Linked DNA regions of Homo sapiens: region 1 is linked to region 2. A link is a contact called in ENCODE Hi-C data. All regions are on one chromosome and are shown on one strand. Each heading gives the region's core, a stretch centred on a gene start or an enhancer-like site at or near the end of the contact. The rest is flanking DNA. Distances are from core to core; before and after follow the strand shown.

The links. Hi-C counts contacts between places; a loop is a spot of excess contacts on that map. Pooled maps may share reads with other maps.
Region 1: a loop to region 2 is called in a pooled map of gastrocnemius medialis, with 7 times the contacts of the local background. The contact joins the promoter of BCL3 here to the promoter of PRX in region 2. A Hi-C loop is called at or near these places in 1 of 168 maps with a recorded cell type or tissue (ascending aorta) and 7 of 50 pooled maps.

What each region holds. Positions count from the first base shown.
Region 1 is chr19:44,746,561-44,750,167 of GRCh38, reverse strand. It overlaps BCL3 (BCL3 transcription coactivator), which reads right to left and starts at 1,460. Exons shown (of 9, transcript NM_005178.5): 1 at 1,122-1,460. The coding sequence starts at 1,377. RefSeq lists silencers at 1,222-1,811, 2,222-2,351, 2,412-2,891.
Region 2 is chr19:40,411,423-40,414,812 of GRCh38, reverse strand. It overlaps PRX (periaxin), which reads left to right and starts at 1,435. Exons shown (of 7, transcript NM_181882.3): 1 at 1,435-1,475. RefSeq lists an enhancer at 1-625.

The DNA of each region.
Region 1 (3,607 bases), core at 211-2,710, 4.3 Mb before region 2:
GATGCACATAGCTTGAGGCTCTCCAGCTGTCACGCTGATGGGGTGGAGGGTGCAGAAACTACCTAAAGTTTTGGGGCTCTGTAGAACGGCTCTCTGCAGCTTTGGGGGTCAATTGGGGATGGTGACGTGGCCACAGCTGTGGTAGAGGACACCCCTTCTTGAGATCAGGGATGGAGATAGGATGGAGAGAAGAGTGTGTGGTCTTCGTCATCTGCTGATCCTTGTGGGCCCTCTGTTCTTGAACTCCCAAGTTTCCAGGTCCTCGTATCTCCAATACCAGGCCTTGAGGCCTTGAGGCTTTCTGTCTGGAGACCCCTGAAATTTTCATCCTGCCTCTAAATTACCCAAAGTCTCAGAATTACCCAATCTTAGGATCCTCAGTCCCCTGATCCCTTCTGCCCACCTGATCTTGACCTCAAATAGGACCCTGATCACTTGTGGCCCCACATAACTGAGTACCCAGAAACCCGGGTCTCTGTTCTCCTGGGTCCTCAAGACCCCCTGGTATCTGGGTCCCTGGAGCTCTGGTTCATTTCCTTGGATCCTTGTGATCCCAGATATTGGGGTGCTCAGAACCCCATCTCTGTTTTCATAATGCCCATGTCTCCAGATATCTTGGTTCCTGAGATTGTGACATCCTGAGATCCTCAGTATCTGTCTCCTTAGAACCCCAGTCTCTGTTACCCTGACTCCCTTTGATTCTAATAATATCAGGATACAGGGAACCCCAGTTTCTCCAGCCCAGCTCAGCTTCCTCATAACGCTACACATCTGGCTTAAGAGCTTGTACTTTCTTGCCCCTAGGATACCAGGCTCTGTGCCCTGATTCCCTGACACCCCCATATTTGTACCACTGGGCATTGTCCCTGGCCCCCCCCCCCCCACGTCACTCAGCCCCTGGGCTTTGCCCCCCAGGGTCCCCAAATCCCCAGATCCCAAGGCACAGCTTACTGGCTCCCCGATGATCTCATATCTATATCCTTGGAACCTGGGCTTATATCCTCTTGTCCCCCAGGTCCCTGGAGAGACACCGGTTTGTGCCTCAAGCTCTGCCTCCTGGCTCTGGTGACCCTATGCTCTGTGTGGATCCCACCCGGCCCGGACCCTCGGGGGCCACTCACCGGGGTAGTAAAGCGCCTCCGGCCGGGCCAGGCCGTGGGGGGGCCCGGGGACCGCCGGCAGGTCGCAGCCGCCGCGCAGAGGGTCCAGGGGGACGACAAGGCCCGCAGCGCCGCGGGGAGCGGCGGGCTCCGGGGAGGGCGCGCGCAGCGGGCGCTTGCGGAGCGGCAGCGCGGCGCCCGGGAGTCCGGCGGCCTTGGGCCGGGTGCGCAGGTCCACGGGCCCCTCGTCCATGGCCCCCGCGGGGCATCGGGGCATGGGGCCGCCGGGGACGGCGGCCGGAGAGCGGCTGGGCTCGGCTGCACGGGAGGGTGGTTTCGCCGGGCGCCGGGACTTCCCCTGCAGCCGGCTGAACTGAAGGGACTTTTGTCGGCCGGGGCGGTGCCGGCCGCCCGCCTCCCCGCCCCCGGCCCCCCCGGGGCCACCCGTACGCCCCAGGGGTTTCCTGGACCCGCCGCTGCTCCCGCCGCTCTGAGGTGCAGCCTGCCCTGCGCCCCGCCCGCGCCGCGCCCCGCTTGCCCCCTCCCGGCCCGCGGCGCCTGGGGCAGCCAGGCCTCGGCGGGGGAGGGAGAGGAAAGGAGGGGTGGGGGGAGAGGAGGCGGGGTCGGGGGGTGGGGGGGTGTCCCCACCCCTGCTGCCAAGGGCCGCTCTCTCTGCCTCTGTTTTTGTCTTTCTGGCCCTATCTCTCAACATCTCTATCTCTGAGTCTGTAACTGTCTCTCTGGTTCTCCTGTCTGAGTAGGTGTTTCTCTCCGCAACCCCGCGTTTGTCTCTGTGTGCTCTGTTCCGTCTCTGTCTCTCTCTTTTGTCTCTTTGTGTCTGTCACCATCTCTCTGCCTCTCAGTTGCTGTCTGCTTCTCTGTCTCTCAGGAGGCCTTGGCATCTCTGGGACGGGGTTTGGAATCTCGGTTCCCACTTACTCGCTGGGTGACCTTGGCCAAACACTTCCCCTCTCTGAGCCGTTTCCTCCTTAGTGGGAGTGAAGAGACGCACCCGGGGCAGGGACTGGCACTCGGCAGGCGGCCAGGAACGATTCCTCTCCCTCCCCTCTTCCATCTCTGCCACTCCACGTGCCTCATCAGCTGTGGGTCTAAAGGGGCTGGGGGTGGGGTGAGGGTGGGGAGCGCTCCACTGATTGTGTCTCTGCACTCGTTGGGGGCCCTGCCCCCAGCCGGGGCCCGCGGGGCACCGGGGTGGGTGCTCGGAAAATCCTAGGTGCACAGAGAGAAAGAGACATGGAGACAGGCGCAGAGATCTTGAGAGAAAGAGAGATAGCAAGAGACACGGACACCAGGCCAGAGTCAGCGCGACCGAGGCCGGTGCTGCAGGAGCGGGGAGCAGTTTGGCTTCCCCCCGACTTCCCCTCCCACCTCGAGGAGGGGTTGATGGGTGGGGAACAGGCTAGGCGGGTTGGGGGCATGACTCAGGCTGGAGATGGGAGGGAGGGAGGAGGGAGGCGGGACTCTTCCCCGTCTCCTCCCCTCCTCTCCCTCTCCCCGCCCCGGGGTGGGGCCCCGAAGGTCCGGGGCTTTCCCGGATTTCCCTGGGGGCGGGGCAGCCGCTGGGGTTGAGTCCGGGTCACTGAGTCACAGGAGGCGGAGAGGGAGGCTTTGGGGACACAGGGGGCGGGGCATGGGGGCTGCACCCCGGACTTGCCCAGGGGGCACGCGGCGTCTCTCTGGTTCTCTCCCCCGGTCTCCTTCTGTCTTCGAAACTTGCCTGACCTCCCTCTGGTTGTCTCCTGCCCCGCCCTCTGTCTCTGTCTCCCCATCTCTGTTGCTGTCTCTGTGTCCCCTGGGACCTTGAAAGTGGGTATTGGGGCCCCGGGAAGGGACTTTGGCCGGACTCGGGCCCCACCCGAGTGGATCGTTAACCCAGGATGTGAGAAGTGGCTGTGTGGAGAGGCCTCACCCCTTCCCTTCCTTTCGACCTCTCTCTGGATCTCCCTTATCCCCCTTCATGGCGAAACATCCCGAGCACAGACCTGTGTTAATTCCACCTCCACCCCTTGCTCCCGGTGGGACCTCAGACAAGCCATCCCCTGCCTTGAGACTCAGTTTGTTCTTCTGGAAAATGGGACCAATGGCAACCCCTGCCTGCTGGTGTTGTGGGGGCCACAGCAAGGGAAGAGGGGAGGAATTCGGTTGGACAGGCTGGGGGCTGTGTTCCCTGCCCATCCAACCCCACCCCTGGGGACCCTCAGACACAGGAGAGGGGTGTGGAGCACTATCCCAATGCACAGAAAGGAAAGCTGAGGTTTGGAGGGGCGAGGCTTAGGGTGGGGACCCTCAGAGGTAGGGTGGGAAGGACACCCAAGCCTGTCCCACTCCTGGCATCCCAGGGCAGCTGGTGCAGTGGTTCCAACCTAGCAGGACTGTAGAGGGGAGAAGATGTGATGGGTCCGGTGGGAGCTTCGAAGGGCTGGGAGAGACGGTGCTGCTGGAAGAGAGGGTGCTGATGGTTCTCTGAGGTTGGAAGAGGGATAAAA
Region 2 (3,390 bases), core at 186-2,685:
GCCCAGGCCTGGGGCCTGGGTTCAGAGAGCGACGAGCTTCCGAGGCAGCAGCCGGGTGGGTTCAAGTGGCATGTGGGGGTACCTGTGCTCCCTGTGCCGCCCCCCGGGGTCTGGTGAGTCAGGGCAGGCTGGGGGCTGGACCAGGGTCCAGGGGTTGGGGGTGAGGCCTGGTAGCTTTGGCTTGGGAGTCGGGCAGGTCTGGGTTCAACTCTGGACCCCTGCCAATGACCTGCTATGGTGATATTGGGAGAGTCACTTACCTTCTCTGAGCCTTCTGGTCTGCAAAGTGGAAGGGGCAGAAGAGTGTAGCAGGGTTTTTGTGGTCCAGGAGAACAGGGGTTGGACCTCAGCTTCACCACCTCCTGGCCACATAGCTATAAATTGGGCATAGCTGGACGCGGTGGCTCACGCCTGTAATCCCAGAACTTTGGGAGGCCGAAGTGGGAAGATCGCTTGAGCCCAGGAGTTCGAGACCAGCCTGGGCAACATGGTGAAACTTTGCCATTACAAAAAATACAAAAATTAGCTGGGCATGATGATGCATACCTGTGGTCCCAGCTATTTGAGGGGGCTCAGTCGGGAGGATTGCTTGAGCCCAGGAGGTGGAGGCTGCAGTGAGCCATGATCACACCACTGCACTCCAGCCTGGGCAACAGAGTGAGACCTTGTCTCAAAAAAAAGGGTGGGGAGCATAAGGAGCCCATTTTACACCCTTGATTCAAAAGCAGGGCTTCAGCACTGAGCATGGTACTTAGTATGTGATAGGTGTCCCCCTAAACAGTAACTCCATTAGACAGAGAACTGGGGGTCCCCTGTGCCCAGCCTTACTGAAAAGGGGCCAAAACCCCCCAGCAAGATGAGCCAGCCACCTAATTTGTGTGAAAAATAATACCAAATACTTATTAGTAACCCTCATTATGTGCCCGGCATTGTCTTACATTTTCAGTCTCTTTTAACTCGTTTAATCTTCACCACAGCCCCATAAGGTGGGTACTCTTACTATCCGCAAAGAGAAGCTGTGACTGGCAGCAGGTCACCCAGCGAGGAAGTGGTCGCGCTGCGATTTGAACCCAAGTTGACAGGGAGAGGGAGTGAAAGGAGTTTACAGTAGAGGCAGTTGGCCAGGCCCGGGTCCTGGAGCCAGGAAACAGTGGGGCTGGGGTGGGGTCCTGATTCTCCAAGTCGAGGAAGCCAACGTGCAAATCCTTGAAGCTGAGCTCATGGCAGAGATCTCGGCCCAGGCAAGAGAGAGGCGGCTGGTGGCTGTCCCGTGGCCCCCACCCCTTGGGGATAGATGTAGCTGGAGGAGGGGGATGTTTGTTTCTCCACCACCCACCCTCTGGTGACGTCACACCCCCGCAGCCAATGGCTGGGGTCTCTCTCTCCTCCCCCCTCCCCATTCCTTTTCCCCCCCAGCCTAGGGCTAGGGCTGACAGACGGGACCAGGAGCTCTCGAGGTGTCTGGAGGCTCAGCGGTAAGAGATCAGCCGGCCGGTCCCTTCCCTGGCCAGGCTGAGACACTGTGGGAATGAGGTTCAGGGTCCCGGGAGGTGCTGGGAGGGGGCCTGGGGGCTCAGGAAGCCGTGTGGTGTAGGTGTTAAAGGTATAGACTTTGGAGCTGGTGGTTCAAATCCCCTTTCCTCTCCTTTCTGGCTGTGCAGCCTTGGGCAAGATACTTCATCCTTTGTGCCTCTGTTTCCCCATCTCTAAAATGGGCTGATGTCTGGAGGCCACCTCACAGGGCTGGTGCCGAGTAAATGAGTTGCTGCTTTTAAAGAGCTAGGGCAGCCAGGCATGGTGGCTCATGCCTATAATCCCAGCACTTTGGGAGGCTGAGGCGGCAGGACTGCTTAAGCCCAGGAGTTCGAGACCAGCCTGGGCCACATAGAGAGGCCCCCATCTCTACAAAACAAAAAAAAATTTTTTTTAATTAGCTGGGCATGGTGGTGCATGCCTGTGGTTCCAGCTACTCTGGAGGCTGAGATGGGAGATTGGGTTGGGCCCAGGAGGTTGGGGCTGCAGTGAGCCGTGATCACACCTCTGCACTCCAGTCTCAGTGACAGAGGGAGACCCTGTCTCCAAAAAACAAACTAACAAACACCAGAGCTGGGGCAGGAGGCCTGGGGTGGGTCCCTGGAGTAGGGTGCTAGGGAGGCAGCATGGATCCTGTTGGGAGGCTGGTGCCTGAGCTGGGTTTTGTCTCTCAGCCAAAGCTCCCCTTTGGTAGCAGAGAAAGTGGGGGCCACTGAGGAGCAAAGGTTGGATGTGCAACACTGTGAGAAGCACAGCTCCCTCCCTCCATACTCTCCCTGTTGCTGTCAGAGACGAGTTTATATTAATCAAGCATTTACTATACAGGAGGGATATTCTAAGCACCTGCTGTTCTCTCACAAATCTTCAAAGCCTTTCTTATTGGCTCCATTTTACAGATGGAGAAACTGAGGCCCCAGAGATGAAGGATCTTGCCCAAGTCCTCACACCTGGGAAGTGCTGGAGCAGGGACTAACCGAGGCAGCCAGAGGCCACTGCCTTAACTCCCCCTGACCCCCTAGGTGGCCTCAGATAATGTTTAGAGGTCTGGATGAGTCAGCCCAACCCCTGACCCCCATTGCTATGAGAGATCACGCTGGTGGCGGGGGAAAGCTGAGGCTCTGAGCAGGCAGGGTTCCCAAGTGAAGTTGGTGGCAGTCACCAGGGAAAGAGGGCCAGAAGGGCAATGCCCTCAGCCGATCCCTCAGCAGCCTCCGAATGACAACCCCTCGCTCCCAGCTGCTCTGAAGGGCATAAGTCGCATCTGAAATGGATATCTCAGTTGTACCCACTCCAGGGAGATGTTACAAAGATTTAAGGAGCCAAGACAGGAAGGATCTTAGCACACAGTAGGTGCTCAAGAAATGGGGACCCTGGGGATTCTGAAAGTTCTGGCATATGCCAGGGTCATGCCACAGTAACTACCCAAGAAATAGGCTGCTGGCATCTGGAGTGTCTGCCTGGTCCCAGTGGATCTGCCTCTAACACAAGGCAGGGACCCTCCCCAGGAGCCTCCCCACCCCTCTTTCCCCTGCCTAGTGGGATAGGCAGAGCTGGGAACACAGAGTCCTCTCTGTGGGTTTCCTTCCGAAGCTGCCCCCACCTTACCCCAGGGGCTGGGTACGTGGCTCAGGAAGAGCACAGTTGGGCTAAATATAACCTGGGCTGGGTGCCTGTCCAGGCAGGGACGAAGAAGGAGGGCACTCTCTCTTGTCCCTGCCCCGCCTGAACTTCCTGTGCCAGGCTCCGGGCATGACCCTCACAGCCACGGGCCTGGGACAGAGAGCTGATGACCCAGGAGACCCCCTCTACTACCACCTACAAGGTTCAGGCTTCTCGTGTCCCCAGCTCAGGACTCTG